3 separate regions of the Homo sapiens genome follow, and all the other regions are linked to region 1. The links are chromatin contacts, found by Hi-C or POLR2A ChIA-PET in ENCODE. All regions are on one chromosome and are shown on one strand. The core of a region is the stretch at or near the end of the contact, and the rest is flanking DNA. Distances in the headings are between cores, read along the strand shown. Region 1 holds the start of KMT5A (lysine methyltransferase 5A). Region 2 holds the start of ATP6V0A2 (ATPase H+ transporting V0 subunit a2). Region 3 overlaps VPS37B (VPS37B subunit of ESCRT-I).

Evidence for each region. A loop is a pair of places that touch in the nucleus more often than their neighbours do. ChIA-PET counts read pairs that join two places held with the same protein, here RNA polymerase II (POLR2A). Pooled maps may share reads with other maps.
Region 2: a loop to region 1 is called in a map of K562, with 3 times the contacts of the local background. The contact joins the promoter of ATP6V0A2 here to the promoter of KMT5A in region 1. A Hi-C loop is called at or near these places in 1 of 168 maps with a recorded cell type or tissue (K562), 1 of 37 single-sample maps with no recorded cell type and 12 of 50 pooled maps. POLR2A ChIA-PET finds 5 or more read pairs at or near these places in 4 of 52 experiments (HepG2, WTC11 and activated naive CD4-positive, alpha-beta T cell).
Region 3: a pooled map shows a loop between it and region 1 (3-fold over the local background). The contact joins the enhancer-like site here to the promoter of KMT5A in region 1. A Hi-C loop is called at or near these places in 1 of 168 maps with a recorded cell type or tissue (CD8-positive, alpha-beta T cell) and 7 of 50 pooled maps. POLR2A ChIA-PET finds 5 or more read pairs at or near these places in 4 of 52 experiments (Panc1, activated B cell, activated CD4-positive, alpha-beta T cell and 1 more).

Annotation. Positions count from the first base shown.
Region 1 is chr12:123,382,767-123,385,466 of GRCh38, reverse strand. It overlaps KMT5A (lysine methyltransferase 5A), which reads right to left and starts at 1,335. Exons shown (of 8, transcript NM_020382.7): 1 at 1,259-1,335. The coding sequence starts at 1,268. RefSeq lists enhancers at 705-864, 1,705-1,924, 1,447-2,177 and silencers at 1,045-1,214, 2,142-2,364.
Region 2 is chr12:123,710,980-123,713,679 of GRCh38, reverse strand. ATP6V0A2 (ATPase H+ transporting V0 subunit a2) reads right to left here and starts at 1,327. Exons shown (of 20, transcript NM_012463.4): 1 at 998-1,327. The coding sequence starts at 1,114. It overlaps LOC105370042 (a long non-coding RNA gene), which reads left to right. Exons shown (of 3, transcript XR_945477.4): 3 at 1-914. RefSeq lists a silencer at 953-1,502.
Region 3 is chr12:122,874,626-122,877,325 of GRCh38, reverse strand. All of the region lies in intron 1 of VPS37B (VPS37B subunit of ESCRT-I), which reads left to right. Among named protein-coding and RNA genes, the nearest start is that of VPS37B, 20 kb to the left of the region's middle. RefSeq lists a silencer at 376-584 and an enhancer at 1,309-1,478. Within about 2 kb of position 1,450, at least 5 of the 41 ENCODE cell types and tissues checked have a DNase peak (open chromatin) inside an H3K27ac peak, as active enhancers do.

The DNA.
Region 1 (2,700 bases), core at 86-2,585:
TTTGCTGTGATGAGAAAAATGAACCCAGGAAGCATAGTTTTATTAAAATTTGTCAGATAAATTAGTCAGATAATGTTAAATATACTTTTAGATGCTTAACACTTTTCAAAGGAAAAATATTAGTATTAATTTTCTCCAAGAGTTGAGTGATGAAGCTCTTTAACCTGAAGTTTACTATGCCTCATTTTTTCATCAGGCTCTGGGTAAGTCTTATCCCAAAAGAACCTCTAGGGATGCTAGGAGAATAGATGATGCAACTGACTTCAGGGCCTGAAAACAAAGGGACCCAATAGATATTTACTGAATGAATCATTATTTTATTCATTATTATTGCTATAGGGAGCATACTGCACTAAAGCAAATTCCTACTAACACTTGAAGCCTTGAAATTTTGAGAAAAATATAATACCAAAACTTTTTTTTTTTTTTAATACTAATTCTACTCAACTTTCACGCTCAAGTTTTTGGCCCTTTGGCGTGAAGGAGACGCAGTGGCTGGAAATGACCAAGCGGTTGGAGATCTCTTTGCCGCATACCTGGGAGGCACTGTCCTGACAGCCAACTAAGTATGCAGAGGACTTCAGACAGGGCATCGCCTCCCAGGGCTGTACAAGCCCACCCAAGCCATCTACCGGGGGGCGAAGTCCTGACCAGATGCGGGGCGAACGACCGCGCCCGCGAGATGCCAGGAACCCGTTTTACCCCAAAGTGGGCCAGCGGGGCCCGGCCTTCGCTCCAGCGGCGCAGAGCTGACTCAGGACGTGGGGAGGGAGGAAAGGCGCCTGCTGCGGTGTCCACCCTGACGCGCACCCCAATATGCAGGTTATCGATCTGCGCCTTCGCCTCGGGATCACCTCCTTTCCCAAAGAGAGAGGGCCCCAAAGTGGGCGAAGCCTCACTCCTGCCCCCGCCCCACTTCTATCAATAACACCTATTCCCTGGAGGTGCCCTGCGCTTTAGTTTCCAAAGAGCTCTGACATATGGATCTGCTGCCGTGGAGAGGCAGGCCCGCAGGTGTTCACTTCATAGAAGGGAAACAGAAGCACGGCAGTGGGAAGGGTTTCTGGGGGCATCTGGAGCCGCAAGGGGGGGCCGGCGGGTTCCGCAGCAGCACCCCCTCTCCCCCCACGCGGGTCCCCAAGCTTGCCCCGAGCCACCCGAGGAGGACGCCTCCCCGCAGCCGCTGCCTCCACCCCGGCAACCCCTCCAGCACGACCCCCGACCCAGCCGCTCCGGTGCCGGCCACTTGGGCAAATACCTCTAGCCATGGCTCCACTCTGTCACCGCCTGGGATCTCCCGGGAAACCCAGCTTTCGAAAAAAGTTGCAACAACTCAGCCAACTGCTCCGCCGGGCTCCAGCTGCTCGCCCCGATTGGCGCCGCCTCCCGCCTCTCCGCAGGCTGCCCGTAGTGATAGGCCAACTCGGAGAAAGGCCCCGCCCTTCTCCCGCCTCTTCGGCGGCGGGGCGTGTCCAGCCGCCGCAATAACTGCAAACGCTTTCCCGACAGGTCCCGGCGGAGGAGGTGGGAGGGGTGTTTAAATTTGACCGTCGCCAGACGTTGAATGGCTGCGATGGAAGACACCCGAGCTGCCATTGGGAGGCCCCAGATTCCTCCCCCTCCCGCTGCTGAAGCTCCGCCTCCGGAGCGTGAGTAGCCCGGCTGGAGCCCTGGGCTCCGAGCCGACCGGATCTGGGACTTCCGGTTCTCTGTGGGCTTGACCGGAACCCGACCTTTGACCCCTCGATCTTCCCTTAAGAGCTGGGAAACCTGAGTCTCCCAGCAGTTTAGCAACTCCAGCACACCGACCTCTCCAGCAGTTTGATCCATTCATTCTCAGGTTTGAAAGGTTTTGGCCGGGCGCGGTGGCTCATGCCTGTAATCCCAGCACTTTGGGAGGCTGAGGCGGGCGGATCACCTGAGGTCCGTGGTTCGAGACCAGCCTGACCAATATAGAGAAACCCAGTCTCTACTAAAAATACAAAATTAGCCGGGCGTGGTATCGCATGCATGTAATCCCAGCTACTCGGGAGGCTGAGGCCGGAGAATAGCATGTAATCCCAGCTACTCGGGAGGCAGAGGTTACGGTGAGCCGAGATCGCGCCATTGCACTCCAGCCTGGGCAACAAGAGCGAAACACTGTCTCAAAAAAAAAAAAAAAAAAAAAGGTTTATTGAATATTCCAGTATTCAAAACCCGGCCGGGCGCGGTGGCTCACGCCTGTAATCTCAGCACTTTGGGAGGCCGAGGCGGGTGGATTACGAGGTCAGGAGATCGAGACCATCCTGGCTAACACGGTGAAACCCCGTCTCTACTAAAAATACAAAAAAAATGAGCCGGGCGTGGTGGCGGGCGCCTGTAGTCCCAGCTACCTGGGAGGCCGAGGCAGGACAATGGCGTGAACCCGGGAGACAGAGCTTGCAGTGAGCCGAGATCACGCCGCTGCACTCCAGCCTGGGCGACAGAACGAGACTCCGTCTCAAAAAAAGAAAAAAAAAAAAACCCACAGACACAACTCCTACCAACTAACTGGGTCAGTAGGGAAGGTCCTTCCAGGACCGCAAAGATCCTAATGCTTCACACCCACCCATTTTACAGATGGGGCAATAGAGGAAGCGGGTCACTTACGCGCTGCCCAAGGTCACCCAGCAATGTAATTGCAGGGCCTGGGTCAGTCTCTCCACTGTTCAAACACTAAAT
Region 2 (2,700 bases), core at 78-2,577, 330 kb before region 1:
ATCACAGCTCATAATCAGAGTGTGTTTAATCTGTCTCCTCCCACACTGGAAGCTCCAGGAACACAGGGACTGTGTCTGCCTTGCTCACCACCGAGTCTCCAGCACCAAAAACAGTGCCTGAACATAGCGGGCAGTCAAGAAAAGCTTGTCTGTTCATTCAACAAATGCCTATCGATGCCAATGACTGCCAAGGACTGCGTTAAGGTACTTACTCTCAGAGGTTGACAGTCCTTGGTGGAGACAAACAATAAACAAGTAAATGGACAAACAAATGTTTATTATTACTTGTTGGGGAGACAGCTTCCACTCGACAAACAATGACTGAGTTCTTAAGTCCTTACACACAATGGTATGTACAGCATTAAGCATCAGTGACCAAAACACAAAAATCCCTCTCCTCAAGCAGATGACATCCAGCTCCTTCCCATTTCTGGCTCTGTCTGGGCTCCTCCTGTTCCCTCCAACAAGGACCCTCTCCCCAGATCTTCCCCACGGCTGGCTCCTTTCTATTTGGGTCTCAGCTGAAATATCACCTTCTCCGGGAGGCTTCCTCGACAATCCCTTCACACTCACCTCCCGCCCGAATCACCTTCACATCACCCCGTTTCTTCTTTATGGCAAACCTTTTCTGGTTGACCTATTTATTTGGTTAATGCGCCCCCCTAACCCCCGTAAAGTTCCAAAAGGACTCCAAGAGGCCTTTGTGGGATTTGTTCTCCCGCTGAGCTCGGTGCCCGGAGCTGATGAAGACCACACGGGCGATCCTAACTAACTGGGGCAGAGCAGCCGCCGACCACACAGACGGCCGGCGACCCTGGAGTCAGCCCCGCGCTCCGGGAAGCTTTGGCCGCTGAGCTGGGGTGTCATCTTCCCCGTCTGGACAATGGGGACGGGGCGCGCCCTTCCTCGGTGCTCCCCGCGGGAGGGCCCCAGCGATGCGCGGGATTGGGGGCGCCAGGAGAGCAGGTGCGGCCCGCGTCTCCCGGGCGACACTCACGTCTCGGAACTGGACCAGGCCTTTCTCGCCCAGGGCGCTGAGGCACTCGTAGGCCGTGCCCGACTGCAGGAAGAGCTGCGCCAGGCACATGGTCTCGCTCCGGAACAGGGACCCCATGGCGGGCCGACCCGCGCCCGGAGGGGCTCGATGGGCGGCGGCGGCTCCGAGCCGCGCGGGCCCGCACACTCAGCCGGTGCGGCCCGGGCCTCGAGCTCTTCCTGTGGCCTGGCCGCGGCCCCGCACTATGGGGCTCCAGACTGCAGCGGCCGCCCCCGGTTCTGCCACCGCGGCCGCCGCTCCAGCTGCCGCCACAGCAGTCCGCGAGGTCCCGCCCCCAAGCCACTGCCGGTTCCGGTTCCGCCCCCGCGTCCCGCCCCCCCCGCCGGCCGACCAATGGACGCCCGAGGTTGTCGCCGCACGACGTGGCGGCAGGGCCAACCAGCGCGAACCCGGCGGGTACGACCACTGCAGCTGGCGCTCCGCCGGACTGGACGCAGAGCTAAATCCCGCGCGGCTCCCCGGCTTTCCTGGAGGAGTCTCGCCGAGTGTGCACGCCGCGAAGCTCACCCGTTCCTAGTGCACGACCCTGTGCTGCTGCGTGTGTGTGTGTGTGTGTGTGTGAGAGAGAGAGAGAGAGAAACGGAATCTCACGCAGTCCCACAGGCTGGAGTGCAGTAGCGCGATCTCGGCTCACTGCAACCTCCGTCTCCCAGGTTCAAGCGATTCTCCAGCCTCAGACTCCCCAGTTGCTGTGACTACAGACGCGCGCCACCCGCGTCCAGCTAATTTTTTTGTATTTTTAATAGAGACGGGGTTTCACCATGTTGGCCAGGCTGGTCTCAAAACTCCAGAGCTCAGGTGATCCGCCTGCCTCGGCCTCCGCAGTGCTGGGATTACAGGCGTGAACCACTGCGCCCGGCCCTGCTGCTGGTTTTTTATGGATAGGGTTTCCCTCTGTGGCCCAGGGAGGAGTGCAGTAGCACGAGCTCGGCTCGCTGCAACCTTGACCTCCTGAGCTCAAGCGATCCTCCCACCTCAGCCTCTGGAGGAGCTGGGATTACAGACGCGCGCCATCACACCCGGCTAATTTGTTTTTAAAATGTTTATAGAGAAGGGGTTTCATCATGTTGGCCAGGCTGGTCTCGAACTCCTGAACTCAAGCAATCCTCCCGCCTTGGCCTCCCAAAGCGCTAGGATTACAGGCGTGATCCGCCGCCCGGAGGGATCCTAGGCTTCTTCGTGAAGTTGGAGTGTGCAGCCAGCATCCCAATCCAGTTTTCAAACATTTCCCACCGACCTCGCAAGACTCCTCCTGCTCAGTTGCAGTCTCCCCTTCCCGCCCGGCCTGGCCACCACAGGACAATTTTGTCTCGCTAAATTTGCCACCTCCAGGCTTGTCCTGTCGATGGAATCACACAGCACCCAGTGTGTGTTCCCCACACTGACCGGGAAGCAGTGGCCCCCCGCCCCAGGCCGCAACCTCACCGCTGTCCCAGTCGAGTCTCTGCTTACATATCCCCTTCCTTGAGACTGTCCCTGGAGTCACATCCTTGTTCTATTTCCTTCACTGCACCTGCCACCATCTGAAATTATCTTGTCTGTGTGTTAGTGCCAGTCTTCCCTGCTAGAATGGAAGCTCCACCAAGGTGGGGACATTGTTTCTGCCACTGTGGTATCTCCAAGCCCCAGCACATAGTAGCCAC
Region 3 (2,700 bases), core at 201-2,700, 510 kb after region 1:
CTTCTGAGAATGCTGTAGGTGCGGGCATATTTTGTTTTTATCCTAACGCAGCCCAAATTCCAAGTACACACTGGATTTTGAGCATTTAAAGGACTTCCGGTGCTATTAAGGATTCCCATTTGTTTGTTCAAGTTTGCTAAACGAATTCAGTCATGTCACTTACTTAGTTGTTGTAAGTATTATATTACAGTGTGAAGGGGGTAAAAAGAACTGCTATGAGTATCTTTCCATGAAGAAGATTTAGCTTGGAAATGTGGGCAGATTTGTCTGCCTTTGTGTTTAGGAAGGCACAATTATAATTACAGGTGGAGGAGCTAGACACTGGCCAGCTGGAATCAGAATTTCACATTGTAGAAGTGTCTGGTCTGGAAAGCATCCATGGGAAACCTACACCCTTGACCCAGCATTGGCCACAGAGCTGCAGGCGGTCTCCTGCCTCTGCCTCTGCCCCTGCGTGCCTCTCCTTTGTAGCAGCCGTGGCATATGCAGAGGGGACTGTAGATCTCTTTTCTTTCTTGCTGACTTTATTTTCTACCACACTCCCCCAACCCAAATAAAGAAATAATGACATGTGCATTTGAGATAGTGTGTGTGTTTTTTTTTTTTCTCTTTCTGAGATGGAGTCTTACTCTGTTGCCCAGGCTGAAGTGCAGTGGTACAATCTTAGCTCACTGCAACCTCTGCTTCCCAGGTTCAAGCAACTCTCATGCCTCAGCCTCCCCAGTAGCTGGGATTATAGGCACCCGCCACCACAGCTGGCTAATTTTTTTGTATTTTTAGTAGAGGTGGGGCTTCATCATTTTGGCTAGGCTGGTCTCGAACTCCTGACCTCAAGTGATCCATCCGCCTTGGCCTCCCAAAGTGCTGGGATTACAGGTACGAGCCACCGTGCCCAGCCAGACTGTGTGTTCTGAGAGAGTTACATATATTAATGTAAGCATCCCAAGAGATAAAAAGAGACCTCCACATTTCTGCCTGGATAAGTATATATAAGATACTTTTTTTTAACTTAAAACAGAAAAACCCTTTCTCTACAAAGTTATGCGTGCTTGCTCTAATGAATCAAACACTGTGATAGTTAAAAGTAGAAAGTGGAAAGTAAAAAAATCATACCACTCGGGCTGCTGCTGTTACCCTGGGGTGAGCATGCTTCCAGAGAGTTCTCTGTGCTCATGCACGGATAGGTGGGCAGAAATAAGTTTAGACAAGCCAGGTCCTACTACAAATGCTGTAATCAGGCATCTCATTTTTCTTCACTTATGAGAAGTAATGGAAACTGAAGTGAAACTGAGTAAATTTATAAGAATGTTTCTTTACCACAGAGAGATTATTTCCTGAAAAGACTTTTCTATGGTTAACAAAAAGGATCATGAGAATGATCAAGAGGTTGGCATCACTGTTTTCAATTTCAGGTATCTGTTGGTGCCTACCATGAAACAAAGACAGTGGCAACTTAAGATTTTTTTTTTTTTTTTTTTTTAGTTTGATGGTTCCTAAAATACCTCTCTAAGCATTCTCAGATTTACTGTACAGATTTGGTCACAGACATTGAGGCTGGAATCAGTCGGAGAGGGGTGGAGAGCCGGGTGTATGTGGCCGGAGTGGCTGCCATCTGGGCCTTGCTGAGTGGTGTATGCTGCGCCTGTGGAGGCCTCCCGGGCCTGTCCTGGCCAATTTGCCTTTGCTTTGCAAATGAACAAAGCTGTTGTTTCTCCTCCCCCCTTTTTTTTTCCAACTGTAACAATGAAAAGATTGAGGAAAGAGTTTCTACATTGATTGTAGCATCCAAGGTGTGTTCTGGGGCAGGTTTTGAGTGTTAAAAAGTTTTATCCAATGCTTAAGAAAAGACATTCACCTTCAGCACATGCATCCTGGCCATTGTCCCTACTGCCATTATCCTGCAGGATGCTGTGGGTATTCTCTGGGTGGCCACTTAGAATTTACTGTATTTGTCTGGGTGTGGTGGCTCATGCTTGTAATCCTAGAACTTTGGGAGGCCGAGGCAGGGAGATTACTTGAGGTCAGGAGTTCAAGACCAACCTGGCTAATGTGGCAAAACCTCGTCTCTACTAAAAATACAAAAAAAAAAAAAAAAAAAAAAATTAGCCAGGTGTGGTACACACCTGTAATCCCAGCTACTTGAGAGGCTGAGGCACGGGAATTGCTTGAACCTGGCAGGCGGAGGCTGCAGTGAGCTGAGATCACGCCACTGCATTCCAGTCTCGGTGACAGAGCGAGACTCTGTCTCAATTTAAAAAAAAAGTTATCGTATTTATATGAAAACATCTGAATACCCAAAGGATATTTAAAAAATCACTGCCAGTTTAACAGTCCTCAGTTGGAGTTTTTTTTTTTTTTTTTTTTTTTTTTTTTTTTTTGAGACGGAGTTTCACTCTTGTTGCCCAGGCTGGAGTGCAGTGGCGCGATCTTGGCTCACTGCAACCTCTGCCTCCCAAGTTCAAGTGATTCTTCTGCCTCAGCCTCCGAGTAGCTGGGATTACAGGCATGTGCCACCATGCCCGGCTAATTTTGTATTTTTCTTAGAGAAGGGGTCTCTCCATGTTGGTCAGGCTGGTCTTGAACTCCTAACCTCAGGTGATCTGCCTGCCTCAGCCTCCCAAAGTGCTGGGATTACAGGTGTGAGCCACCGCACTCGGCCTCAGTTGGAGTTTTATTTGGCCTCTTTTGATGCCTGGTGGC